3 separate regions of the Homo sapiens genome follow, and all the other regions are linked to region 3. The links are chromatin loops, found by intact Hi-C in ENCODE. Cell type or tissue: PC-9. All regions are shown on one strand. Each heading gives the region's core, and the rest is flanking DNA. Links, peaks and the distances in the headings are about the cores only.

Region 1 (9,686 bases), core at 2,593-7,592, 150 kb after region 3:
AGGTGGCACCACCGACAGAAATGGGCAGTGTGATCGGCAGCCAGATTCTTACTCACAGATTTGTGTTCCGCAGTTCTTTTCACAGCCTATCTGAAACCCATTTTTAAAAAAATTATCCTTCTTAAGTTATAAAGATTATGTTTGTTGTTTGAAAACGAGCTGCTGCTGTTGAGAGGTTGGGGAAAGAGAGGTAAACTTGGTTTCAGCCACATTGAGAGGAGGCAGCTGTGGACCAGGCACCGCTAAAGCAGGAGGGGACAGCAGTCTAGGGTCTCCAGGAGGGGGGTGGCCAGAGATCTGGTGCCCTGAGAGGCCCTGTGGGTGATGCCAGAGGCCAGGAGCAAGAAAGAAGAGGAGATGGTCAGAGGGATAGGAGGGAACTAAGAGGAGGGCGGCACGGTCAGGGATCATTCCCTCCTATTGTGAGAAGAGGTACAGGAGGATGAGAACCCGGGCCTGATGAGAAAGGGCAGTGTTCTCGGAATGATGGGTGTAGAAGCCAGGTAATACGATTACAGTTACTGAGGACTTAGGACATGGACCAAGTTGTATTCTAATTGGTTTAAATGCGTTATCTTATTTTGTGAATTTAAATTTTACAATAACCCTAGGAGCCGGGTCTAGTGCTGTGCCTATTTTACAAGGGAAATAGAAGAGAAGATATTATATAACTTGCCAGAGTAAGGAGAAGCTGCATTTCCCTCCTGTTGAAATTGCCTCTGGCCTGGCCCTCTGGCCTGGAGTCTCCCTGCCTTTGCTATGTGTCCAGTCCACACAAGGCCAAACCTGAGTGACCTAGCTGAGCAGAGCTGAAGTCACAGGAAGTGGCATCAGGATCAGAGCCAAGCCAGCCTTCCGGTGGGGTAAAGTGGGGTGATGACAGGAAGCACTTCCCCTGCCTTCCTGGAATTTGCCCTACTCTCTTAATGTTCTGTGACTTGAGGATTTGTCCCTGTTAAACCACAGTTGTCTGGGTCAGGCTGCTCACACCTTGATGCTGAATGAGTAGATTTTAAGAGGGTGTTAAGAGTGTGGAGTCCTCACCTGGAGAGAGGAAAGGAGTCACCGCAGCTTCCCACTTCTGCCTGGCACCCTTGATGTGTGAGTTCCTTCTCTTTTGCATCCGGCCACAGATGAGCTCCCAGGAGGGCCAGGCGCCCTATCAGGCATCTCCACAGATGGCCTCGATGAAGGGCATCGTACCGTTCTCGGTATTCACATGCAGAAGCTGAGGCTCAGACGGGAGGCACGGTCACCGCGGCACTGCCCGGTGTTGCGCAGTGCAACCTGGGGGCCGAGATTGCTGCCAGTCTCACTGCCTGCCCCAGATGAGGCCCTGATGCTCCTCTTCCTGAAGAGTTGAGTGTTGGACTGACTCAAGTCCATTTAAGGCAAAACCCCTCAGGGCCTGTCAGCCCTCGGGACTTGTAAGCCGCAGGGAAACCTTCCCCCTGCCAGGCAGAGGCTCATTAGGAGGCAGACCTTGCAGCTCAGCTGGGAGGAAACTATAGATAGAGCTAGTTGGTATGCCGTGGGGGCAGCCTGGCGTTTTGGCTGGTGTCTCTCATCCCTGCTGGCTTGCCCAGGCTCACACATATCTGGCTCTGTCATTGTGGCTCTAGGTGTCCAGAGGCCCAGGTCACTGACTCCTGGCATCACCACTGACCAGCTGTGTGACTCACGGAGAGCCACATACTCTTGGCCTCCTTTTGTGATTTTGTAGAATGACGGTATTATTACCTGCACAGCCCATTTCATCACGTTGCTAGGAGCTCTCAGTCAGCCAACAAATATGTATACAGCACCTGATATAGGCTAGGCACTGTTCTAGAAGCTGAAGATACAGCAGGAAACAAACAAACAAAAATCCCGGGCCTCATGGAGCTGATATTTTCAAGAAGCATGGGAATTGTTTGAGAGACAGGAGCTTGGATAAAGGGATGGAGTGTTTTAGACAGGAACAGAGCAACATGTGTCCAGCGCTGACTGTACGTGGAGATAGTTTACTTGCACAGCAGCTCCAAAGTGGCTGTGATTTTTCTCAATTTGGAAAGGAGGGGAGTGTCTGAGGGTTAAGCCAGTTGCTCGGGGCAACAGACCTAGTACTTGGAAGAGCTGAGACTGCCAGCCAGGGCTGCTCACCCCACAGCCGAAGGTCTTTTCTGCCCACTTTGCTGCCTCCTAGGTTAGGCCTCTGTCCTGAGCCTTTGTATGCCAGATAAGGTGTTCATTTGGTGGTCTGCAGAAGCCCATTTCATTTTCCCACACCCAATAAGCCTGTTCTCTTGGGTGCCGGCCCCAGAAGTCACAGTCAGCTGGACCGCAGCTTTTGTTGGCCCTGTGCTAAGGGGTTAGGAGCCAAGGCCAGCAGGTGACAAGTGACATCTGCAGTGACTTCAGGCAGCCCAACCAGGGTGGACAGCCACAGAACTGTGAATATGGCTGGGCACGCTGGTTCACGCCTGTAATCCCAGCATTTTGGGAGGCCAAGGTGGGCGGATCACTTGAGGTCAGGAGTTTGAGACCAACCTGGCCACCATGGTGAAACCCCGTCTCTACTAAAAATACAAAAATTAGCCGGATATGATGGCATGCGCCTGTAATCCCAGCTACTCAGGAGGCTGAGGCAGAATTGCTTGAACCCAGGAGGTGGAGGTTGCAGTGAGCCGAGATCGTACCACTGCACTCCAGCTTGGGCGACAGAGCGAGACTCTGTCTCAAAAAAAAAAAAAAAAAAAAAAAAAAAGAACTGTGAATAGAGTAGTCAAAGCCTTATTTGTCTTCTCCCCATGGTCTTCCCCCTGTCTCTGGGCACTATTTCTCTCACCTCCTTCTCTCCCAAAGCTGGAGGTGCAGACTTTGAGCTAATCTGACCCCCAGGCTGCAGCCATCCCTGGAGCCTTAATGGAGGCCAGGCCGAGTTTGCACAGGAATCTCATTCAGTGGTCTCAACCTGGGTTGCAAGTTCAAATCCCCCTGGGGAGCTTTTAACAATTCCCATGCCCAGCTTGCACTCCAGACCAACTGATCATGAATCTCTCGGGTAAGACATTGGTGTCAGTATTTCTAAAGCTTCTTGGGGGGATTCCAAATTGCAACCAAGTTTGAAAACTAGTGCTGTCTTCTAGAGAAGGTCAGTGGCTCTGGTTGCATGTTAGAATCCATCACAGAACTTTTCAAAACTACCCAGGCCTGAGTCCTATCCAGACCAATTAAATTAGGCCCTCTGGCCTGGGATTAAAATTTTCCCCAGTGATTTTGTGGATATGCAGGGCTGTCACCATGACTGGGGTCCTCCTCCAGCCTCTGAGCATGTGGTCATCACCCATCTAGTCACCCGAGGGGCTGGTGTTGGTGGTCAGAGGAGAGCTATTCTTTGCTGGGGTCTCTGAAGGTCCCCTGCAGAGCTTAGCGGTCTGGGGAAGGACTGGGAGGCCACTGGGCAGGGGTAGAGAGACTTCAGCCTTGTGGGGCCATGACCGAAGTCCTGGACTGGGAGTCAGGGCCTTGGTCTTGTTCTGGCTCAGACCCTCAGCTGGGTGACTCTAGGCAAGTCACTGGAGGCTCTTAGGGCTCAATTTTCCCATCTGACAGTGGGGTGGAGGTCATCACTCCGGAACACATACAGCACAGTCACTAGGGAAGCCTTGAAAACAGATTCCTGAGTCTTGCCCAGAGCTGGACCTGGGAGTCTGTGTCTGAAAAGCTGCCACTGATTTGGCCAGGCAGTCAGGCTTGAATCAGAAGTTGCAAAGCCCAAGTACCTAGGCTCAAGTGTCCCTGATTGAAGTAAATTTCATACGAAAAACTATCAGAGGCCGGGCGCCGTGGCTCATGCCTCTAATCCCAGTACTTTGGGAGGCCGAGACGGGTGGATCACTTGAGGTCAGGAGTTCGAGGCCAGCCTGGCCAACATGGTGAAACCCCATCTCTACTAAAAATACAAAAAATTAGCCAGGTGTGGTGGCTCATGCCTGTAATCCCAGACACTTGGGAGGGTGAGGCAGGAGAATCAGTTGAATCCGGAGGCGGAGGTTGCAATGAGCCGAGATCACGCCATTGCACTCCAGCCTGGGCAACAGAGCAAGACTCCATCTCAAACAAGCAAACAAACAAACAAAAACCTATCAGAGCGCGGCCAAATGATGAAGTGGAGAGAAGGAGGCATTTTTGTAGAGACCCTCCCATGCAGCAGGCGGGCCTTACTAGCTTGTTCTTGCAGCTGTTCTGCAAGGCCGTTATTACTTCTCCTTTCAATGGTGGCTTATGGCTCGGGGAGATTAAGTGACATCTCAGGTCCCATAGTGAGGGGCCCAGGTCCAAGCGTAGGGCCGTCCTGGTCTTTCCACTCTTTCCAGCTCATCAACCCACCTTCAGGGGCTTAGGTGATTTTTTTTTCCTTTCCACAATAATTCACCTCAGAGAGACATGGTTTTTTGTTTTTCACAAGAATCTAAAGGATTCCTTTAAATGGTGGGCTTCCATGCCTGCCTCATTGTACAGGAGTGCTGGTTTACAGAAATCCAGTGTGTGCACAACCTACTGGGCATTCCTTCATTCAGAACAGTTTCTGCCCTGCTGCGGTGGATCTGTCGCCTACCCTTGGTCCTGAGGATGCTCATCTGAAAGGAGACAGCGCCTCCTCCTGGAGGGGCCACAGAAGCCCAAGGCTGACTCCTGGCAGGCCCGAGGAGATGGGCGAGATGATGGGATGTTAACAAAGATAGGCCCGGGGAGCTGCCTCTCTGCACCCCACTAAGAACTGAAGGCTGAAGACCCCAGCTCCCCAGGCCCTTCCCACCTCCCCAAACCTGACCCTGCTGTGGGACCCTGGCAGCTCCCCTGTCCCTGGGCATCCCTGGAGGATCGAGCAGCTGGCACCAAGGGTTAACCGCAACCCTCCACCTCCCTCCTCCCAGCTCTGGTCCGCTAGCCTGTTGCCATGGGAACGTGGCTAAAAATAAAATGGGCTCTCAAAGCCCATCCGCATGCATAGGAGTCAAAACAAACTAATTAAAGCAGCCAGGCTAAAATATGAAGATAATTACACCCTCACTCAGGAGCCAGTCGTGGGGATGGAAAAGCTCAGCGGGCCATCCCCGAGCCAGGGCCCTGGGCTCCTCCCTGACGTGCAGGGCTGGCTCCCACACCCAAAGCCCTCAGACCCTCAACAAGCAGTCTTCTTCCCTCCCCTCCACCCTGCCGGGGCCTGAGATCCAGGGAGCACCACACTCCCACCTCCCCGCTCCTCCACCCCTGGTAAATCCACAGTGCAGCTCCATGCTGAGCTTATGCCCCTTCTGCAGTGGCCAAGAAGAAGGTGGGGTGAACTGAAGTCTGCAGCTGTTTTTCCCACATTCTCCTTGAAATTCTGGGCAGTCCCTACACAGCCCTGGCTGCCCTTTTCCTAAGGCCTTTCCTAAAAGGCCTCAAGAGAGATCCTTGTCTCTCAAGCCGCTGCCTCCCCACCCAGGGCCCTGGGGCCCAGAGGGAGTCCTGGCCTCCCTATCTGGTCCGGGAACATGAAGAGGGCCCCATCCTCAGCCACGTGGGTGTGGGGTTGGGCCCATCCCAGCAAAGGCCTTTGTTTTGCAGGACCATCAAGGTGGAGGTGTACGACTGGGATCGGGACGGCAGGTAAGCAGGCAGGAGGGCAGGGGCGAGAAGGTGAGTGGGGATGGGGACAGCCACTGGGCCCTGCCCTCCCATGCGGAGCTGTGACCAGGCTCCCCCCCGCAGTGGCTCTGGGGGTGAGGGAGCCTGGGTTTGCGTGTGTGTGGAGGGTGGGGGAGGGGTCCTCTGCTGCAGTAGCTCCTCCCCATCCAGCTCCACGGAGGCACCAAAGCACCTCTGTCCTGCAGGATATGGTGTGAGGGGCATAAGAGGCCTCCTTTTTCCCAAATAGCTGCCCAGGGGCCCGCCAGTACCCACAATCTCCCCACGCGTGGCAGAATTTAGGGCTTTCTGAAGAGTGCATGTTCTAGGGCACAGACACCAGTGAACTTCAAGCATTCATGGACACATTTTCCGCGTGAAGACTCGGGCTAAGCATTGTGGGGTGACGGAGATGCAGAGGAGCCCAGCCCTCAGAGACTCCCCACAACCTAGCAGGGAGGCCAATTGTACCCGTACAGCCCTCGGCTCATCAGAGGAGCTGTTTGCAGAGAGCCAGGACTGAGGGAATGGGCTGTGGGAAGGGAGAGCTACGAGGCGTGAGTGGACTCATGGGCCGTGAGACAGTGCCTGTGTAGGGCTGTCCCTGGCTGCTGGGAGGGTGCTTCCCACTCGGGGTCTTTGGGAGGCCAGTACTTCTGGGAATCCATAGAGGAGGACAAGAGCAGGCCTCTCGAAGCTTCAGTCCAGAACCCACCCTGGCTTCTACTTGTCGGCTGAGCCAAATCCAAATATGTCACCCTGACTTTTGTGACATTTCCATTCTGTGGCACTACCAAGGAGTGACTTAGGAGGACTTCAAGGTCCCCCAGTGTCCGCTGGTACCTCCCAAGTCTGTGATATGGACAGGGGGTTTGTTTTATCTTATGTAAAGTGCTATGCAAATGCAGCTCCAGGTGAGACCCAAGCCCCCTTCCAAGGAACTCTCCTTCCCCTGAGACCAACCATCCTGCAAGAAGCTCCAGAGCCGCTATGCCCTCCCCTCCTTGCCTCTCAGCTACCTCACAGTCAGCTTCATTGTTTCCACCTGGAATTTGCCTCGTCTTACCCTGGCGTTCCTGTACTCCTTTGCCTGGAATAGTCTCCTCTTCTGTGCCAGTTGGGGACAGCTACCAGGTGCCACTGGGTCCCACCATGAAGTTGCTCATAGTCAGAATGCTGAGAGCTGTAAATATGTAGACACAATACAGTGTAGGCTCACGGTGGGGGGTGGGGGGGTGGGGCCCCAGGGACACCTCTTGGGCATCAGTCTCCGGCTGGATGCCCCAGGCCAGCACATTGACCAAGGCCCTCTGGCAGTGACTGGGGAAGTTAAAGGAGCCAACCCTGGGGTCAGTGGGAGTTCTGCCATGTACAAGTCTTGGCCGTGCTTGATGTAAGCACTCCAGAAGGTGTGGGCACTGCAGAAAACACTTGCAGCCACCCAGCTGGACATCGCTCTCATTGTGTTTTAAAAATAATCTCATTAGAGAAGGGTTTAATGAACACCTTTAATCCCATCACCTGAATTTAACATTTGTTATATTTGCTTCATCTATGTTTTGCTAATGTAGCTTAAATTATAGACTTCATGGCATTTTACCTCTAAATGCTTCATTGAAAATGTCTAAAAAATAAGGGCACTTTCCCACTTACCCACAAATGCCATTATCATACTTGACACATTGAACAATATTCTTTTTTTTTTTTTTTTTTTGAGATAGAGTCTCGCTCTGTTGCCCAGGCTGGAGTGCAGTGACACAATCTCAGCTCACAGCAACCTCCACCTCCTGGGTTCAAGCGATTCTCCTGCCTCAGCCTCTGGAGTAGCTAGGATTATAGGTGTCCACCACCACGCCTGGCTAATTTTTGTATTTTTAATAGAGACGGGGTTTCACCTTATTGGCCAGGCTGGTCTCGAACTCCTGACCTCAGGTGATCTGCCCGCCTTGGCCTCCCAAAGTGCTGGGATTATAGGCATGAGCCACCGCGCCCGGCCACAATATTTTTAAATACCATTCACTATTCATTTCATATTCAAATTTCCCCAGTTGTCCCCCAAATACCCTTGTTCAAACAAGGATCCAAGTAGAAGTGGGTGCTGTTCTTCCAGGGCCCTGCTCTTTACTGGGTGACAATTGGGTTTCTTCCTCTGTGGGCAACACTGGGCTCTCTTCCCACGGACCCAGCCTGTCTGCTGGCGTGTGCCCCTGGAGTGGAGTCCCAGGTAGAATTGGGAGCCAAAGAAACGGATGTGTGCAAGGCTGGGGCTGGGCAGAGGCAGGGCACAGCCTGGCCTTGGTCTCAGCAGCCGTCTTCCCTTGCAGCCATGACTTCATTGGGGAGTTCACCACCAGTTACCGGGAGCTGGCCCGTGGGCAGAGCCAATTCAACATCTATGAGGTGAGGTGGGCACCCGAAATCCAGGGTTTGCACTACTAAGTGGCCCAGTCACTGAGGACTGTAGTGAGCCATGCACTGGGCTGGGGGCTTGGTGTGTTTTCCTGTGAGAAAGGGGTTATTGTCCCATTCTACCGTTAAGGAGACCAAGTCTTGGAGAAGTGCGAGAACTTGCCCAAAGTTCCACCATTCAGTAAGTGGCAAAATCAAGACACAAACAACCCAGACTTGGCTGATTCCAAATCACCGAGTTATAGTGTCCCCATAAAGAGCAGTTCTCACAAGCAAGAGAGATAGGAGCACGATGGGAGCCAGTATACGAAGGTTCTGGGCTTGAGACCTGAGGTCCTGAGTTCGAGGTGGCCTTGTGCTTTCAATCAGAACAGTTTCAGGGCCTGCTGAGTATCTTACCTGTTTCAGAATGAAAACTTCAAGAGAATGAGGTCAGGATACCTTCCTTGTTCTAGCCCCAGAGCTGGAGAGCCTCGGACAAGGCACCTGGTCTCTCTGGAGGTGTAACAGTAGCATTTGCCCTCAAGGGACAATGTCTGCATGTGTGTGTGTGTGTGTGAGCATGTATTTGCGTGTGTGCGCATGCGTGTGTGTGTGTGTGTGCATGTATGTGTGTGTGCGCGTGCGTGTGTGTGTATGCGTGTGCATGTGTGTGTTCTCCCTCTTTTTTTTTTTTTTTTGAGACAGGGCCTCACTCTGTTGCCCTGGTTCACTGCAGCCCCAATCTCCCAGGCTCAAGCGATCCTCCCACCTCAGCCTCCCGAGTAGCTGGGACCACAAGCACGCACCACCATGCCCAACTAATTTTTTAAATTTCTTGTAGAGACAGGATCTCGCTATGTTTCCCAGGCTGGTCTTGAGCTCCTGGGCTCAAGCGATCCTCCTGCCTTGGCCTCCCAAAGTGCTGGGATTATAGGCCTGAGCCACCGCGTTCTACTGTGTGCTCTCCCTTTTGCAATTCCCTCCCCACCTTCCAAATCTAGCTCAGGTCCTGCTCCTCTGTGAGGTCTTCCCAGCCACTCTTGTCCCCGTGCTTTCTTGTCTGAACTTCCACAGACATCATGGTTCATGCCAAACCCACTTAATGGCAGATACTTATAACCCAAATAACTGCTTGTGTTCGTATCCTGACTCTACCACTTACTAGCTACGTGACCTTGGCTAAGTCTCTGAACTACTCTGTGCCATGCAAACTGAGAATTAAATAAGTTAATGGAACAATGCCTGACCCAGAGGTCAGCACTGTCTTCTGTCACCATCTGCTGAGCACTGTGTGCCCAGAGGTTCACATTTTACAACCATCCTACCATCCTGGCACTGTCCTCATGCTAGCAGCCACTCAGCCAGCAAAGTTGAAGAGCTGGCCTTGAGTTCCATCACTGAATCCAAATCCCATGCTACCCCCACTCCTTTGCCCTGCATGTCGGTTCTGAGTGGGCAGGTCTTGTGTTCCAACTAGACTTTCCAAGGGCTGGTGAGGTGACAGCCCTGTCTGTTGCCTCCCCTCACTGGCCAGGGCACTGCCGGGCACACAGTAGGTGTGTTATACATTCGCATGCTGAATGAGATTGAACATGGCTATTGTGAAGATGGAGTGTGGATGAATTTATTTGAAAGGGCTC
Region 2 (9,686 bases), core at 2,479-7,478, 300 kb before region 3:
TTATTATAGTGACCCAAGAGAGAGGTGCCGAGGGTGGAGACCAAGGCTGGGGCAGCAGAGCTGTGGAACCAGTGGGCTTTATACAGACATTTCCTTGAAACTCACAACATAGATATAAAGCAAAGGAAGAAAACTGTGTGGTTCAGGGCCTTATTTTTAGACAATTCAGGTGAGTACCCCATGGGTAGTGGCTGCTCTGGAAGCTGCGCTGTGAACCGAGCAGAGGTGAGGTTTCGTTGGTGCAGACGGGGAAGCATCAGTGCAGCTACCCACTAGACAACACACTGCCTCCCTCCTGGGCCCTCCAGGTTCTAGGGTGCACTGAGAGTTTTGTGTATCTGGAGTCACACAGGGTTGGGAGGATGGTGGAGAATAAAGTATAAGAATATTTGGGATGAATCTGGAAAACATTATGCTAAGTGAAGTAAGCCAGATACCGAAGGACAAATGTATGATTCCACTTATGTGAGACACCTAGAGCAGGCAAATTCATAGAGACAGCAAGAAAAATGGTTAGTAGGGAGCGGGGGAAGAGGAGAATGGGGAGTTGATGTTTATAATGGGTACAGAGATTTTGGTGGGGATGATGAAAAAGTTCTGAAGATGGCCAGGCATGGTGGCTCATGCCTGTAATCCCAGCACTTTGGGAGGCCGAGGCGGGCAGATCACTTGTGGTCAGGGGTTCAAGACCAGCCTGGCCAACATGGTGAAACCTGTCTCTACTAAAAATACAAAAATTAGCTGGGCATGCTGGCGCACGCTTGTAATCCCAGCTACTTGGGAGGCTGAGGCATGAGAATCGCTTCATCCTGGGAGGCAGAGATTGCAGTGATCCAAGATCGTACCACTGCACTCCAGCCTGGGTGACAGAGCAAGACTCTGTCGAAAGAGAGAGAGAGAGAGAGAAAGGAAGTTCTGGAGATGGATAGCGATATGCTTGCACGACAACGTGAATGTACTTAATGTCACTGAATTGCACATTCAAAAAGGGCTAAAGTGGTGAATTTTACATTCTGTATATTTTACTGTATTTGGAGTTGATCCAGTGAGTGAAGAGGAGAGGGCTGGAGGGAGGCTAGTGGCAGCCTGTCTGTGCTCTGCCTGGCTGGACAGGACCCATTCTGGTCATCTCAGAGAGAGGCCAGGTCAGGCTTCCAACAAGTTGTCCCCCATTGGACATTCGTCAGCCTGAGGACAGCCCTGTGTTCTCCTAATGTGTGACTGTGCCCCTTCCTTTGCCCCACAACAGAGGTAGCTCGCCAGTGTAGTGAATGATGAGGAGAGAGGTTTGCTCAGGAGTCCTCTGAATTGGGAGCCAGTAAGAAGAAGATTCAGGTTGTGGAGGAACGTTTGCGCTGTAGGCCCAGCCTACTCCAGCCTTAGGTCCCCCATTATCAACATGCCCTCAGCAGGGTCGGCTCGGGCACCAGGTTCCTGCTCCCTGCCATGAGTTGACCTCTAGAGCTCAGGTGTAACCTAGGTTGCAGCTGGAGGTCTGCCTGCTGGGCCTTCACCTGCACAATGGTGGCTTATTGTTAAGGCATCTTGGCCCTGGGCAGAGTCTTGCCTGGATCCATAAACCTTTACCCATTCCATTCCTGCTGGCCAAACCCTGTGACTTGGGACAAGGCTGGGCCATGCCCAGGGAGCAAATCAGGGAAATTTCTAAGGACTTGGAAGGAAAGAGTAGTGGGGGCAGAGGATGTCAGGGATGATTCCAAGCCCTTGAGGAGCCATGAGAGTTTTCTGACTTCAGAGAAGCAAACTCCCCAGATGGGAGCTTCGTTCATACCATCGTTATCCTCAATACAGGAACCTCTGAATTCCCACAAACCTACATCAACAGGAGCACTCTTTTTGCCACTTTAAAGCAAAGCTGAAGCTGGAACAGCAGAATTGGAAGCTACTTAGGAAGTCCCAGGCCAGTGATACATTCATTTCTCAATGATGTGGTCACATCTAGCAAGTTAGGCCAGAGCACGGGCCAGACCCCATGTCCCTTAACTTCCAGCCTATTGCCTGTCCACACACCATCATTGCTCTTAGCTCTCTGATTTATATCTAGTGACTTGGGGGATTTGTCTAAGGCTACCTCTGCCATCTTGTCACGTGTCTGTATGATTTTCTTCCTGCAGGAGGTGCTCTGGTAAAACAAGTATAAAATGAATGTCAGGATGTTCTCCCTCATGGTGGGCATCTTCTCTGTCCTTAATACCACCCAGTTCTTCATCTTTGACCTGAACCAGAAGACACACATTTGCTATGAGGCCAAGTTCAGCATCTACGTGGACTCAAAGTCGGAGCTAGTCACTTGGACCCTGTTCCACAGGGCTAATATCAGCACTGGCCTCTCCCTCACCACCATCATCATCGGCTGCTTCCTCTTTTATTGTATCCACAAGAATATCTACATGGGGCTGCTGATCTATGCCATGTGGATCATCACTTACGAGCTCATCAACTTCTCCATAGTCCTGCTCCTCAACGGGATCATCAAAGATCACTTCAAGACGCTGAGTTATTTGCACTGGATCTTCCAAATCTCACACATGCTCCTGCACTTTTTCTGTCTGCCCTTCATCGTCAAGCATGCATACAACCTTTACAAGGAATCCCAGACTGTGGGCAGGAAACGCCGCCACAGGCTCTGCTCCACCATTGCAGTGAACTCATGACTACCTGTCCGTCTGGGAATGTTGTACCGGAAGTTAAACTGAACCATGCCAGATGCCAGGAAAGGTGGGAGGGAATGGTGTTCCTCAACAATGGAACCCTCCCTACCCTGCCTGTCTTCTGTTGATGCTGCTTGGTTTGTCAGGGCTTTTGAGTTTTACGCACTGAGGAATGATTCTCGGGAGAGGGCAGGTTGTGCGGATCAATTATTTTACAGATGTGTTGTGTGACTTGTTTTAGCAGTTAATGATATGTGGCCTTGTGCTTACTTAACCATCTCACTGGTGTCTGTTTTTGCCTCTCACTGTCCCCTCTCCTCTGCACTTCCTTAGTTTCTAGTTCTTCCTTTATGGGTTGGCCCACAGATGCCGGTTCTGCTGAGTCCTTTGGAGGAGTGTTGTCCAGTAGAACTTCCTGTGCTGATGGAAATGTCCTCTATCTGTGCTGGCTACTAGCCATGTGTGGCGACTGAGCACTTGGAAATGTGGCTATTACAACCCAGTAATCAAATTTTAAATTTTATTCTTTTTTAGCTAATTTCCATTTCAATAACTATGTATGGCTGGCTCAAGACTAGCCTATCGGCCCAGCATGGTGGCTTACGCCTGTAATCCCAGCACTTTGGGAGGCCAAGGCAGGTGGATCACTTGAGGTCAGGAGTTCAAGACAAGACTGGCCAGCATGGTGAAACCCGCTCTCTACTAAAAATACAAAAATTAGCCGGGCGTGGTGGTGGGTGCCTGTAATCCCAGCTACTCGGGAGGCTGAGGCAGGAGAATCACTTGAACCCAGGAGGCGGAGGTGGCAGTGAGCTGAGATGGTGCCACTGCACTCCAGCCTGGGGGACAGAGTGAGACTCCATCTCAAAAACACAAACACACACACACACACACACACACACACACACACACAAACAGGGCCGGGTTCGGTGGCTCACGGCTGTAATCCCAGCACTTTGGGAGGCCGAGGCAGGCAGATCAAGAGGTCAGGAGATCGAGACCATCCTGGCTAACACAGTGAAACCCCGTCTCTACTAAAAATACAAAAAAATTGCCAGGCATGGTAGCGGGTGCCTGTGGTCCCAGATACTCAGGAGGCTGAGGCAGGAGAATGGCCTGAACCTGGGAGGTGGAGCTTGCAGTGAGCCGAGATCGCGCCACTGCACTGCAGCCTGGGTGACAGAGCGAGACTCTGTCTCAAACAAACAGACAAAACAAAAACAAGGACCAACCCTTTGAAAAACAAAAAGAACCCCCCAAAATATCTCCAGGCATTGTCAAACATCCCATGGGGTGGGGGTGGTGGGGGGGCAAAGTTGCCCCTAGTTGAGAGACACTATTGTAAAGCAACAAGCTCTGTGTTGAGAGCCAGCAGGCCCCTGCCTTGAACTAGGAGTGCCGCTTTTCCTGAGAACTCTTCACATTCACCAGTTGTGCAGTCTTCATCCTAATGCTCCTGTTTTATGGTTTGACGAAACTGAGACTCACTGGGCTTCAGTGATGAGATCAAGGTCACATGGTAGCAAAAGCAGGACTTGCATCTCATCATCTGACTTCATACACGAAAGTCGGCTCCCTGATTCATTCTTACTTTTACCAAGACAAAAAGGAACACCTCCTTTTAGGGTAGTTCCTTTTCCCTTGAAAAATGTTGGGAGTGAAGTCAAGAGACATGTTTGTTTGTTTGTTTTGGCCATACTCTTCCAAACCATGAGCATAGTAATGACAGTCGCTGGCTTTTACTGAACACTCAGTGCCAGGTACTATCCTACAATTCACTCAACTCTTTCCACCACGGATTTAAACCTAGGCCAGTTCCCCAAATGACCACAAGATGGCAGTCAGTAATAAGCTTTTGCTTAGAGCTGTTGGCCCCTAAACCAGATCCTCCAAGGGTGGCTGTTCAGGATTTATGGAGCTTCCAGCTGATGACTGGGAGCTAATGTGTGTGTCTCTGCCCCAGTCTCACAAGGCATGCCTTGTCTGATTGTGACTTGCTAGTACCAAAACACAAAATATAAAACATGGGCCAACTTCTGGGTTCTGATTCCCCATCCCGGTTGAGGTCGCTACGGTGGGAGGTAGACCTGGGCAACATTGGGGAACTGGAGACCTGTGTGTTGAAGAAGTGTAGGCAGAAGCAGAGTTCCAGGAATCACCTCAGCTGAGAGTTACTTTAGTTGAGAAAGTTTAAGACACTCAAACGCAAGGTTGTGCTATCCTCTATACAAGACTCCTCAAAAGCATGGTTGCTTCTGCCTTTACTTCCTGGTCTCCTGTTCTTTCTAGAACCCATCCAGTTAGGTTTCACCCCCACCGCCCCACTGGGACTGCTCTTGTCAAGGTGATCTCCACACTGCTCAAGCCGGTGGTCAGTTCTCCACCTTTGCTGACCTGTCCTGCAGTGGCTTTTGACTGCTGATCCCTCTCTCCTGCCAACAGGTTTCTCTGGTAGCCCCTCTGCCTCCGTCTCCATCCCTCCCCTGCCGCACTGGCCCCTTCTCCTCAGTCTCCTTTGCTGGCCTCTCCTCATCTTCCTGACCTCCAAACACCGGAGTGCCCTTGGCACAGTCCTTGGTCTTGTTCTCTGTCTCACTCACTCCCAGCTCACCTGGTCCAGACCCATCACTAATAAGCCCCATATACATCTTCAGCCTGGACTTCTCCCCTAAACCCTGGCTTTGTTTATGCAGTTGCTTCCTTGATGTGGTAGCCAGCTCTAACATGGTTCCCAGAGATCTCTGCGAACTGATATTCACATTCATCACCTCTTCTTAGATGTGGGCAGGACCCAGTGATCCTCTTCTAGCAAAGAGAACATAGCAAAAGCGATGGGTTGTCCTTTCTAAGGTTAGGTTACAGAAGACGATGACGTCAGTGCTGCCCGCTCTCTGAGGGAAGCTGGCTATCATGTTGAAAGTATCTTTATGGAAAGGCTCACACTGCCAGGAGCAGAGGTCACTAACCAAGAGCCCGTGAGGAACGGAATCCTACCAACAGCCCCATGAGGGAGCTTGGAAGCAGATCCTCCCCTACACAACTCTTTTTTTTTTTTTTAAATACAATATGGGGTCTCCCTATGTTGCCCAGGCTGGTCTTGAACTCCTGGCCTCAGGCTATCCTCCCACCTTGGCTTCCCAGAGTGCTGAGATTATAGGCATGAGCCACCATACCCAGTCAGGATATGTTTTGGGGTGGTTACTGTTGTAGAGACATTTTTGTAGAGATGTGACATGTACTAGTTATCTATTACTGCATAACAAATTACCCCAAAATTAGCAGCTTAAGACAGTACATTTATTCTGTCTTAGTTTCTGCGGTCAGGAGTCCAGACACAGCTCACCTGGTTCTCTGACTCAGATTCTCTCAGGGTCTCACTCAGGATGTCTCTACTTTTATTTGATTTTTAGAGACAGGGTTGCACTCTGTCACCCAGGCTGGAATGCAGTCGTGCAATCATAGCTCACTGGAGCCTTGAACTTCCAGGCTCAAGCGATCCTCCCACCTCAGCCTCCTGAGTAGCTGGGAATACAGGTGTGCCACCGCATCCAACTGATGTAAAAAAATTTTTTTTTTTAATTTTCTTAAAATGTGGGAATGTAGCCGGGCATGGTAGCTCACGCCTGTAATGACAGCACTTTGGGAGGCTGAGGCGGGTGGATCACCTGAGGTCAGGAGTTCAAGACCAGTCTGGCCAACATGGTGAAACCTCCTCTCTACTAAAAATACAAAAATTAACCGGGCATGGTAGCAGGTGCCTGTAATCCCAGTTACTCAGGAGGCTGAGGCAGGAGAATTGCTTGAACCTGGGAGGTGGAGGTTGCAGTGAGCTGAGATCGCGCCACTATACTGCAGCCTGGGCAACAAGAGCAAAACTCCATCTCAAATAAATAAATAAATAAATAAATAAATAAATAAAAATTGGGGAGTGTATCCCAATCCACACTCCTGATTTTCTCCCGTATACCTTGCCCTAACCCCCAGTCTTTGCCACCTCTACCCTTCCATTGCTCAAGTTAAAGACCCAGCAGGCATCCTTAGGTCCTCTCTTTCTCTCAGCCTGAATCTAACTCCTCACCACTCCCCATCAGCCCACCCTTCAATATAGATCCATATCCAACCACTTCATATAACCTCCCCTGCCACCTCCCTGGCCCAGGCCATCACCATCTCTTGCCCAGGCTATTGCAGTAGCAGTTCCTGACTGGCCTCCCCATGCCACTGTGTTCCCTTTACAGTCAGTTCTCCGCCCAGCCACCAGAGGGCTCCTGTTGAAACCTGAGTCAGATCAAGTCCCTCCTCTACTCCGGTCCTCACCTGCCAGGGCTCCCCACCACACTCAGGGTAGAAATCCCAAGTCTTTACCACGGCATGCCAGCTGCTAAATAACCCAGTCCCTTGTCACCCTCTGATCTGCTTTCTAACCATTTTGTTCTCTCCGCCTCCCTCTGCTGCAGCCATGCTGTCTTCCTTTCGTTCACCCTAACACAGACAGCACACTCCAGCCTCGGGGCCTTTGCACTCACTGTGCCTTCCGCCTAGAATATTCTTACTCCAGCTATTCACCAGCTTCCTTTCTTGCTCAGAAGGCATCAGAGAGGCCTTCCCTACCAATGGGTGTGAAACAGCCCCTCCCTACCATCCCATGTGTCTCTTTCCCACTTACTGTGCTACATTTCTTCATAACATGTACTATCACCTGACTTACTCTATACAGTTGCCTCTCCCACCACCCTCCAAAAATGTGGGCACCATATTTACTTCACTGATGTTTTCCCAGCACCTAGTTCAATGCCCAGCATGTAGCAGGTGCTTGATAAAGATTTGTGGAATGAATGGACATAGACTCTCAGTTTTGTTTTTGTTTTGGAGACAGAGTCTCTGTCGCCCAGGCTGAAGTGCAGTGGCACCATTGTGGCTTAGTGCAACCTCCGCCTCCTGAGTTCAAGCGATTCTCCTACCTCATCCACCTGAGTAGCTGGGACTACAGGTGCCCACCACCACTCTGGGCTAATTTTTGTATTTTTAGTAGAGATGGGGTTTCACCAAGTTGGCCAGGCTGGTCTTGAACTCCTGACCTCAGGTGATCTGCCCAAAGTGTTGAGATTACAGGCATGAGTCGCCACGCCCGGCCTATGAGAGGCAAATTATTACTGTTCTTTCAGCCTCCTGTTCCTACTCCTTTCTTCTCTCATTCAATTCTGCAGTCTCTGGTGAAGAATCTAGACACAGGTAGGAAAATACCGACAAAGGATACGATTTCAGCCCCTTATTCCTTTCCTCCTTTCCCAGTCCTGTTCCCTTACACCAACTGCTGCCACTAGAATCACCACCTCATCTCCCAGCTCCATCTCACCAAGTGGAAAACAAGTCTTTCTAACAGTGCAGGTGTCCCCGGGAAGAGCAACACTCTTAAGGGCTGTCACCCACCCCTGACACTTTCAGTCCGTGAAGATCCCCCAGCCTTCCGTCCTACTTTTCTTCATACAGTTTATTACTGTGTTGCAGACCGTGAATTAGGAATTGAGGAATACCTGGGGAAGCAAGACACAGCCCACATTCCAAGGGGCTCCCAGCCTAGCGAGGGGCCAAGCCACTTAGGCTATCTGGACCCAGGACGATAGGTGCTAGAGGAAGCACTGGGGGCCGCAGGAGGGGGCCTTGGAGGTGGAGAGTCAGGGAAGTCTTCCTGGAGGAGAAAACCTTTAAGCCGAGTCCTGGAAGATAGCATGATTTAGCCCTTAGAAAGGAGGGGAAGAAGGCTGGGTGCAGTGGCTCACGCCTGTAATCCTAGCACTTTGGGAAGCTGAGGCGGGAGGATGGCTTGAGCCCAGGTGTTCAAGACCAGCCTGGGCAATACAGTAAGACTTCATCTCTACAAAAAATTTAAAAATTAGGCCGGGCGCGGTGGCTCATGCCAAGCCTGTAATCCCAGCACTTTGAGTTCGGGCAGATCATTTGAGTTCAGGAGTTCGAGACCAACATGGCCAACATGGCAAAACCCCGTCTCTACCAAAAAATACAAAAATTAGCTGGGCGTGGTGCTGGGCGCCTGTAGCCCAGCTACTCGGGAGCCTGAGGCAGGAAAATCGTTGGAACCCGGGAGGGTGCAGTGAGCTGAGATCACTCCACTGCACTCCAGTGTGGGTGACAGGGCAAGACTTTGTCTCAAAAAAATAAAAATAAAAATTAAAATTAGCCAAACATAGTTTGGCTGGTGGTGCGCACCTGTATCCCCACTACTTGGAAGTCTGAAGTGGGCGGATCACTTGAGCCTAGGAGGCAGAGGTTGCATTGAGCCAAGATTGCGCCACTGCACTCCGCCTGGGTGACAGTGAGACCCTGTGTCAAAAAAAAAAAAGAAAAGAAAGAAAAGAAAAAGAAAAAAGAAAGGAGGGAGGAAAAGGAAAGTTGGGAGCCTGAGAAGGTGCAGGTACCCCTGGGATAGCAGATCTGTAAGCTTTTTTCAGTCATTTCCACCTAGGGTGACAGGAGGGGCTGTGTGCAGGGGACGATAGTGTCAAGAGGAAGCAAGCAGGCATGGAACTTCCCCAGATCGAAGAGGGTCTCCGCTTTCCCACGGCCTCGGCTCTTAGGTGTCTAACCACCAAATATTTCTTCAGCAACTTTCCCACCTGGCTGTGGCTGCCTTTAACTCCAAGTCATTTCTAGCAATAGTGTCCCATGGAGAATAAACTTCATTCTCTGTCAGTTTCCCCCCATTGGTTCAGGATGTATCAATGTTTCCATGAGGTTTACTTCTTTTCACCTCACAGCTTTCACTCTCCATTTCCCTGGCCTCCTTTCCCCTAGTCCTCCCCACATGGATTGCTACCTTTCTTCAGTCTTTTTTTTTTTTTTAATTTTTAAAATGTTTTTGCTGTGTCACCCAGGCTGGAGTGCAGTGGCACCAGACTCAAGTGATCCCGCTTCAGCCACCTGATTAGCTGGGACTACAGGCGCATGCCACCACGCCTGGCTAATTTTTGTATTTTTTTGTAGAGACGGGGTTTC
Region 3 (9,686 bases), core at 2,098-7,097:
TTGGTACTAAGACCAGAGTAAAATCTCTTCTATGGGTTCTCCTAAAGAGGCACTGTGTGATTTAGTGGGCAATACCCTCAACGAGAGCCCCAGAGTAGATCCTGCATGAGCTTTGTAATTTGCAACTATTTTTAGCCACAGCTTCAAAGTAAGCCAAAGAAAAATACCTAATTGCAATTTAACAAAGGTAGTTCCAGCAGAAACCAGCACATGGTGGCTGAAGTATACAACATTCTGAGATTCTGGTTTGATGAAAACTTTTTAGATAAATAGATAATCAGCATATCCTTTGGGCACTCTTCCATGGAATGTTATTTCTTACTACCAGGGCCCTGATAAGAATTGTACAGCAGCAAGTTTAAGTTTACACTGCCTGGCAAGACCCAGGGGAGCAGATATGCCATGCTACCGATTAAAAACTAATGACACTAAGACTGGCCTCTGATTTTGAAAACTAAGGAGACAATCAGCATATGCACCTGCACAGGTAACTACTGCCCCTCTGAGGGCATGATACTGCCAGCAACAGGCATTAAATGCAACCTGCTATGTGCCAGGGAAGGAGCTGTGAACCCTGGGGTGGGGCTGGGACCAGGGCAAGGAATAGGGATAAAGAGAGAGATGGGTCTTGCTGGGACATTTCTCCTTACCTTGATGATGACAGAAAACCCCTAGGGCCTCTTCTCTCATCTCTTCCTCCTATCTCTTGCCCTTCAGAGAAACCCTTTATATGCCCATATAAAGTGGGAGCCAGAAGTCTGACTCCCTGGGCCATGTCTTGGTTTTCTCTTCACCACTCAGGGCCTCCAGAGTCTTGGGTTTTGGCCCCATCTTCCCCTGTCCCCAACCCTGTTCTCTCTGCTGCTGCCACAGGCCTTGCCCATAATGTTTTCATGGCAACACCAGAGCCATTTCACCGGCTAATGTGGTGACAGGGACAGCCTGGTGTCTTCAGCTAGCCTTCAGTTGACTGGTACTAATATTGGCAGAAGCCTTAACATCTGTAGTCCTCAAAACAATCTCAGAAGGACCAAAACAAGTGGCTGTATCCCTTCTTCACACAGGCCTGAAGTGGGCAGGGTCATGTTCATCCATTCCCAGGATGGGAAGAAACAGACAAGAGGGTGGCACAGGCCAGCCCTAGGCCACACCGTGGAGTGGGTGAAGTGGGCCTTGGAGGCCCTCACCTTCTCCCCGAGTGCCACTTAACAACCAGCTCCCCAATTCTGTCCCAAGGCTGCCTTTGGACACTGGGCCCACAGACACGTGACTTTAACAGGGCCCAGGGCCCAGGGCCCAGGGATGTGGACAACAGGGTGGGGTAACAAGGCTGCGGGGAAAGGGGAGCTTGGGCCAGGGTGGGGAAACAGATTCTCTAAGAAACTGGGTTCTCAAGAGTTTTGCCTGTCTGGCCACTGCCCTTCCCAAAACATCCTCGAGAACCACAGCATGACTCTCGTAAGCATTTGAGTAACTCTGTATTTACTCCTTTGGCTGGGCTCCTTGGTGTTGCACACGCTGGAGAAATTAACTTTGGTATTCAAGTGGTAAAACCAAGAGAAAGATAAAGCCGTGTCCCAGAATTATATTTATGAAGATGAAATCATACAAGGGCCTGGAATTCCAGCCGGCGACAGCAGGATAAACTTCTTTAAAATCTGAGGCAAGAGCCCAGCATCTCCACCCCAGTGCTGGCAGACAGAACTTCTTACTTCTAGACAAAATGATTGTTTTTATAGGCTTTTAAATTCCTTTAACACAATTCAGCAAATTTGGAGCCAAGCGATAGTATCAGGAGGTGGAAGCCATGGTCCAGAGGTGGCAGGGGGCCATAGTTTGGGAAATTTATTTTTTTATGAAGGAAAATGCATGCTTTTAATTCTCCCAAACCGATCCAGGCTCAAAAACCTTCCTTAGGAATGAGACTCAACAAAAGGAGCAATTCAGAGAAAAGTAAACAGACACAAATGCAGAACAGCTTCTCCCAGTCCACTGGCCCCAGAGAGGTAACTTTGGCTCTGAGCACTTGGCCCCAGACTGAAGTGGGAAATGATGGGGGCAGAGTGGGCTTTTCTACCCCAGCTGGGCTGCCTGCCTATCAAATCCTTCCCAGGCTCCCACACTTTTTGCCTTTCAAGTTCTCTACCTGAAATCTCTTAATTGTTTATTTCTGGCAAAAACCATCCTGGGGGTGAGAGGGTAAAGGGTGTGTCCTTGGGCAACTCACTTAATCTCTCTGGGACTCAGTTTCCTTATCCACAAAATGGAGCAGTTATTCTATTCATCCACATACTATTACCTTATAGCTTTCTTTTCTTTTTTTGAAAAAATAGAGATAGGGTCTCCCTATATTGCCCAGGCTGGTCTGAAACTCCTAGGCTCAAGCAATCCTCTTGCCTCAGCCTCCCCAAGTGCTGGATTACAGGCGTGAGCGACCACCGATCATGGCTGCTTGCCTACTTTCTAATTTAAGGTAGGAAAGCCAGACTAATTGCACCCTCAAGTCCTTCAAATTTTAAGATTTCACTTCTTTTAATATAGAAAAGTAGTTTGCCTCAGGTGTTAAGGGCAGGAGGCAGATTTGCAAGGTAACTAGATTTTCTGGAAACCTGCCTTCATGACAAGGTGGGCCCCTGCAAGTCTCCTGGCTAGCAGCAGGAGGGGAGAACTAGACTGTGTGGGTGTCCCCTCAATTCACCCTGTAACCCTCTAAGCCAATATGCAGGGAAGGCCTTGGTTATGACATCAGTCCAGGTCCCAAATAAAGAAAATTCTAGATCCAAGTCCTCTCAAAATTTCCTACCTTACTCCCCACAACAGGTTCTGGGTGAAGAAAGGAGCACTTGTTTAAAGAGGCATCTTTTGGAAATGGCAGGTGAGTGAAAACAGGAAAAAGCTCACGTAACATTTGTGATCTGTTCAGAGGTCTCCTCCTGTAGAAGTATGAAACAGAAAAAAAGTAATTAAACTGGTCAAGCCAGCCCATGACTAAGAGAGAGCCAAGTAAGGGTGGGAAAACTGTGGGCGGTGGGTAAAGAGGGAAAAATATGAGTACAGTATCTTAAGTACTAGGTCCCTGAAGAATAGTTGCACAGAGTCAATGAACTATAATGTGTACACACACAGGCATAAACTCTACAGCCATGATTTGAGTATGTGGGTGGAGTGTTTCTAAATTGCAGCTAAAACAATATATATTGGAAGGAAAGAAATAATCTATTCATTCTATCTTGGAAAAGACTGAAGTAACAGCAGGCCAGGCGGGGGAAGGGGAGAAGAGAGAAGGAGGAAGGGACAAAAAGCATGACCCTTCTTCTGAGGCACAGGGAGACGCAGGGGGAAGCCTGCTCAGCTTGTTCAACTGGGCACTCTAGCACGCAAACAAACAGCACATTTAAAGAAAGATAGAAGCATTAAGAAATTAACAAAAAGCCTGAAAAAGTCATTTTAATTCTTTCGAAACAGTTCTAAGATGGAAACTGGCTTTCTTTTCTTACTAGACAGCAACCTTAACCACAAGGAATGAACCATGTCTTCCGCAGGGCACAGGAAGGAACAGCAGGACAAACTGGGGTTTCGATCCTGGCTGGGTAACCTTAGGCAAGTTACTTAATCTCTCTGTTTCCCATTTTTCTTTCTTTCTTTCCCCCTCCCCCAACCTTTTTTTTTTTTGAAACAGGGTCTCACTTTGTCGCCCAGGCTGGAGTGCAGTGGTATGATCATGGCTTACTGCAGCTTCAACCTCCCAGGCTCAAGCCATCCTCCCACCTCAGCCTCCCAAGTAGCTTGGATATTTTTTGTAGAGATGGGGTCTCCCTATGTTGCCTGGGCTGGTCTCCAACTCCCGGGCCCAAGTGATCAACCCGCCTCAGACTCCCAAAGTGTTGGGATTATAGGCATGAGCCACCACGCCTAGCTACTGATCCCCACTTGTCTGATCTGAAGAATGACAACAATCATTCCTACTTTCCAGAGTTATTATCAGTGTCCCCAGTGAGACACAGACACTAAGCACCAAGCCACACTGCCTGGCAGAAACAAGTGCCAAAAAATGCAATTCTCCTTCTATTATTTGCACTCTCTCTTCAGCCCCCTGCATGAGGCCCCATTCTACATAAAATGCTAAATGCATACTTCGAAATAAATTATGACTCTATTAGACAAACTTGCTGTCCCCCCCATGGTGGCACCCCTCCTTCTGACACACCTCTTCATCCATCCCTTTTATCTCTCATCACTGGTTTATCAGTGGGATCCCAGCATTGGATTTGTAAAGTGTTGGGCCTGTGGTAGTGGCTCAGTGATAGCTATTACTGTTTTGCAGGTATTTCTGGTCTGCCCCTTTCCTACTCGCACGCTAAGTGCCCCCATAGCCCCCCCATTTTTTTGAGACACAGTCTCACTCTGTCACCCAAGCTGGAGGGCAATGGCGCGATCTCAGCTCATGGCAACCTCCACCTCCCAGGTTCAAGTGATTCTCATGCCTCAGCCTCCAGAGTAGCTGGGATTACAGGCATGCACCACCATACCTGGCTAATTTTTGTATTTTTAGTAGAGATGGGGTTTTGCCATGTTGGCCAGGCTGGTCTGCAACTCCTAGGCTCAAGTGATCTGCCTGCCTCGGCCTCCCAAAGTGCTGGGATCACAGGCATGAGCCACTGTGCCCGGCCCTTTTCACACTCACCATGGATAAGGAAATGGGAACCACCGCTCAGGAAAGCAGCGCCACCACTTGGCGAAAAACCCTTCAGAGAAGCCTTCTGTCGCCTCAGGGTACTGGCACAAAAAATGCTGAATCTCTTCCTCCAACAGGGGCTTTCCCGTCTTGGCAAGGCAGGAAACAAAACAAAACAACACAGAGTTACTTGTCAGAAATTTCCTAGAGCTTGACCTAGCCTTTAAGCAAGCAGCCAATCAGCGGGAGACTCAGGCTTCTGCTCACCTTGATCACCAGTGGATGGAGCCTCTCAAATTTCCTTGGGGCGTCTTCCAGGAGCATCACCTTCAGGTGTTTCTGGGCACAGCCAGTGCAGTTGGCAGGAATGGGCTCTGACTCATTCTGCTCACAGTCGTTTGTCCACCAGGGGTCAAAGTCTGAGAGAGGAAGGGATATGGAGAAAACAGATACTGAAAGAGCATAGCTGGTACATCCAGTAGCTCCAACAATGAAACAAGAAAGGAAAGACATCATAATGACTTTTATTTATTTATTTATTTTGAGACAGAGTCTCACTCTGTCGCCCAGGCTGGAGTGCAGTGGTGCCGTCCAGCTCACTGTAACCCCTGCCTCCTGGGTTCAAGGGATTCTCCTGCTACAGCCTTCCGAGGAGCTGGAACTACAGGCGCATGCCACCACACATGGCTAATTTTTGTATTTTTAGTTGAAACGGGGTCTTGCCATGTTGCCCAGGCTGGTCTTGAATTCCTGGGCTCACATGATCTGCCCACCTTGGCCTCCCAAAATGCTGGGATTACAGGCGCAAGCCACCGCATCCAGCCCATAATAATTTTTAAAAACAAACAATGATAAGCACTGGAGACCGCTGAAAAGGTAAGGTATATATGAAGCAGCCTCTGAGGAGGGAGTAGAGGACAGGAGCAGGAAGGAGAGGTACTCTTCTCTGTATACCTTTTTACACTTTGTGGAAAATATCTTTTAACCTGTCATGCATTTCCTAAATCAAATCAACAAATAAAGCATAACAGCTAGGAAAAACATTCAGCAATGTGGAGCTAAAGATGTAGTTCCCCCAACATTTTCTAACCTATGACCCATATGGCTGAAACGTCTACAGCACAGGGGGGCTGGTGTGGATAGAAGGGTGACCCCTATTATCGCTGTGCCCTAATGCACTTCTCACACATGCTGGATGTGTGCATAGACCCTTGCTTCACAAGTACACATGGGAGCCAGGACTCCGGGAAGGAAGAGTGAGAAAAGGACACAGAAGAGGAAAGGGATGGAGAGGGTAGACAGGACTTTTCTGGAGCCATCTTTGGAATAAAGTGAATTGCATCTGTCCATAAGACAGCCCTCTATCCCAGCTCAGGAGGGGGTGGGGCCGCCAGCCATAGTTTCCAGCCCCACATGCTGGTCAGAAATGGAAGACCCCCAACCCAGACCCTGCTGTGTGACAGCGGCTCCCTGACATGCCTGTCTGGTTTGGCTCCTTCTCTGAGGGGCTCTTGTTTCTGCACAGCCTTTCCCAGCTTCCCTCTGTTACCATGCTGTTTATAATGTTATTTCATTATTTCTTGTTTACTTTCTGTTCCATTTTGGATTTCGTCTAGGTTCTCTGAGAGATGTGTTTGTTTTAAACTCTGCTTTGAATCTAAAACGTTTCAGAAGACGGTTCTGATTAAAACCCAATGGAAACCAAATCAGGAGAGAGCCTACGACAAATGATAACAGACAACCAAATGTGGCTGAAACGAAGTCAATTTTTTAAACCAATAAACATACTTGGAAACTGACTCTTAACCACAAAACATTTTCTGTGGTTGGCAGTAAGCACTACATGCTTGTTTTCTCTGAGGCAGTAGTAGTGGGGCATAGGAAATCCTCGTCAGGGAAAGACCGTGTTTGTTCTTGGCCGGTCTGCTGAGCATCCTCCATCTCTTGAAGATAGTATCTGTGTTTCCTGGAGGCAACTGCCACCTACCTTTCTCAGCCAGTCTCAACTCGCAGGAAGATTATTAGTCAGAGGATTACCGCTACACCCTGCTCCTGGGAGGGCGCCTCTCCTCCCACAGTACTCTGGGGGTAGCTGAAAACCCTTTAGTACCACCTGTTTCAGTGGCACACTGAGGCTGCAAAGTTGCATTTTTTCTTCTCCAATATTTTCAAATGCTTCTTATTCAGTGTCAAATATGATAAATTCTTGCCAATATGCAAAAGCTCTGGGTAATGGACACACCATGGGGCATAATCATAACAACATGTTACAATTATATAGCATTTCGGTTTCCAAAGTACTTGCGATGGAAGGGGAAGGAGAAAGCAAGCTAATGCACTGAGTGCTTGCCCTATGTTAGTCACTTTCCCATGTTATAGCATTTAATTTTCACTGTGTAATTACTGAGGAGGAATCACTATTCTCATTCTGTGGATGAACAAACTGAAAGTTAGAGGTGATAGGAAGTTCCTGAGGTGCCAGAGTGTGGCAGGAAGAACACAGCAGATGCTGGGCGTGCAGTGGGGGTTTGGGTAAGGAAACAGGCTGCAGAGGAAGATGTGGTGAGGGCTTCCAGGGCTTGAAGCATGTCTGGCTCTACTCAGAACAAAAAGAGGAACTGTTGGAGGCTTTTGAGCAGGAATTTCTCGATGTTCTAGGAAGATTATTCTGGATTGTGATTAGGGTGCCCTAGAAGAGAGAGGCTGGGAAAAGGAAGATCTGGTTATATTTTGGTTTTGCCCTTTTTTAGGGAAAAGGTCGGGGGGGGGGGGTTCACTGTGATGAGAAGTGAAATATAATGAATGAGGCAGTGGGAATGGAAAAAAGGGGTGGATTCTAGAAGCAGTGAAGATGAAATCTACAGCCCCAAGGAGCACTACTGTGAATGTTTGCACTATACTGTCCTCTTGGTCAGTGTCATAATAAACCTGCAGATCTCTGGTATCACCTATGTCATTAGTGCTCATCTAGGGAACGTCATCTGCAGATTTATTATGACACTTTTCTGTAGTAGCGTGTCATATTCCAACAGAATCAGTTAATTATGACAGTCTTCCCAGGAGATGAGAGTAAAGCACCAGGAGAAAGGGGCACCTTCCTCGAATTTGTATAAAGGTGCTGCATGGGCTAGCACCGAGCAGCTCTTAACCTAAGAGTTAGGAGAATTATTTTAACTATAATTTATTTAATTATTATTATTATTATTTTTTTTGGAGATGGAGTCTAGCTCTGTCGCCCAGGCTGGAGTGCAGTGGCGCGATCTCGGCTCACTGCAACCTCCGCCTCCTGGGGTCAAGCGATTCTCCTGCCTCAGCCTCCTGAATAGCTGGGATTACAGGTGCCCGCCACGAAGCCTGGCTCATTTTTGTATTTTTAGTAGAGACAGGGTTTCACCATGTTGGCCAGGCTGGTCTCAAACTCCTGATCTCAGATGATCCGCCAACCTCAGCCTTGCAAAGTGCTGGGATTACAGGCGTGAGCCACTGCGCCCAGCCCAGCCTAACTTATTTAATTTTAATTTTATTCAGAGCTTTAGATATTCTTGGGATTTCCAGGTGGAGATCCCTTTAAAAAGCAGGTAGAAGAAAACCCAGTAAAGGGAAATCAAGAAAGAAAAAGAAAGTAGGAATAGCAAACTAAAAGAAAAACTTGGAGGTGGTGTTCCTTGAGGGAACTGAAAGTTAGAGGCGAACACAAGTAAAAAACTGTTAGTACTAAAAAGAGAATTTAATAAGGTGACAGAATACAAGATACAGATTTTCAGATACATAAAAATCAATAGCTTTCTTACTCTACTGGCCACAATCAGTTAAAAACTGAAATGGAAAATAATCTCATTCATAATAACTAGCAATAAATTTAACAAGATAAAACATTTATGGGTGGTGGCTGATGCTTGTAATCCCAACACTTTGGGAGGCTGAGGTGGGATCGCTTGAGCCCAGGAGTTTGAGACCAGCCTTTTTTTTTTTTTTAGAGACAGGGTCTTGCTCTGTCGCCCAGGCTGGAGTACAGTGGCACATCTCAGCTCACTGTCGCCTTGACCTTCCAGGCTCAAGTCATCCTCCCACCTCAGCCTCCCAAGTAGCTGGGACTACCAGTGTGTGCCATCACACCCAGCTAATTTTTGTATTTTTGGAAGAGACAGGGTTTCATCATGTTGCTCAGGCTGGTCTTGAACTCCAGAGCTCAAGCAATCCACCCGCCTTGGCCTCCCAAAGTGCTGGAATTATAGGTGTCAGCCACCATGCCTGGCCAATAAAGGATAAACATAGATTTTTAATTAAGTGAGGAAAGGGTAGATTCAATAAATCAAATTGGGACAAGTGACCATCTATATGGAAGAAAATAAAGTTAGATTCCTACCCTTTCACCATATACTAAATTAAATTCTAGATTGATTAAAAGATACAAATAGATAACATAAAATTTTAAAAATAACTAAAGGAGCTGGGCATGGTGGCACTTTAGTCCCAGCTACTCAGGAGGCTGAGGCAGGATAATCTCTTGAACCCAGGAGTTCAAGGCTAGCCTGGGAACACAGTGAGATCCTGTCTCAAAAAAAAAAAAGCTAGAGGAACTACTCCAAACCATAGAGAGTTCACATATATTCATGAGTTCTCACCTGTATAAAAATGTGTCTGTAAATGTGAGACTTTAGATAAATTAGTCAATCCCTTGGCACATCAGTTTCCTCATCTTTGAAATGGATATAAAAACAGTATCTACCCTAAGTGACTGTTGTGAGGACTGAGAAATGAGTATTTTTATAATCTTTGGGACAAGGAAGGCTTCCTAGAGGCTATAAAGGAAAAATGGACAGATTTGACCAATATTTGCATATACGAGACAAATAATCAGTATTTCTAATATATAAGCCTCTGTTTGAATTAACAAAAAACTTTTTTTTTTTTTTTTTTGAGACAGGCTCTCATTCTGTCACCCAGGCTGAAGTGCAGTGGTACAATCACGGCTCACTGTGGCCTTGACCTCCCCGGGCTCAGGTGATCC

What was found. Hi-C counts contacts between places; a loop is a spot of excess contacts. Peaks named below come from ENCODE experiments on the same cell type or tissue, not always from the same donor. Only the 100,000 strongest peaks of a DNase experiment are listed, where the experiment ranks them.
Region 1: a loop joins it to region 3, with 14 times the contacts of the local background. A loop is called at or near these places in 6 of 110 quality-filtered maps.
Region 2: a loop joins it to region 3, with 4 times the contacts of the local background. A loop is called at or near these places in 3 of 110 quality-filtered maps.

What each region holds. Positions count from the first base shown.
Region 1 is chr6:36,761,286-36,770,971 of GRCh38, reverse strand. CPNE5 (copine 5) reads left to right here. Exons shown (of 21, transcript NM_020939.2): 11 at 5,596-5,637; 12 at 7,980-8,055. Among named protein-coding and RNA genes, the nearest start is that of RAB44, 68 kb to the right of the region's middle. RefSeq lists enhancers at 1,773-2,304, 4,344-5,241. In PC-9, for the core only: CTCF peaks have their summits at 4,428 and 4,627 (motif pointing left); a DNase peak (open chromatin) is centred at 4,619.
Region 2 is chr6:37,205,446-37,215,131 of GRCh38, reverse strand. TMEM217B (transmembrane protein 217B) reads left to right here. Exons shown (of 2, transcript NM_001395378.1): 2 at 2,136-2,951. The coding sequence starts at 2,163. The coding sequence ends at 2,675. TMEM217 (transmembrane protein 217) reads left to right here. Exons shown (of 3, transcript NM_001286401.2): 3 at 2,136-2,951. The coding sequence ends at 2,166. Among named protein-coding and RNA genes, the nearest start is that of PIM1, 40 kb to the right of the region's middle. RefSeq lists a silencer at 4,365-4,659. In PC-9, for the core only: CTCF peaks have their summits at 4,306, 4,505 (motif pointing right) and 6,916 (motif pointing right); DNase peaks (open chromatin) are centred at 4,531 and 6,931.
Region 3 is chr6:36,909,692-36,919,377 of GRCh38, reverse strand. C6orf89 (chromosome 6 open reading frame 89) reads right to left here. Exons shown (of 9, transcript NM_001286635.2): 5 at 4,943-5,094; 6 at 4,685-4,824; 7 at 2,804-2,933. Among named protein-coding and RNA genes, the nearest start is that of C6orf89, 29 kb to the right of the region's middle. In PC-9, for the core only: CTCF peaks have their summits at 4,709 and 4,910 (motif pointing right); DNase peaks (open chromatin) are centred at 2,977, 4,947 and 6,567; H3K27ac peaks cover 1,124 bases.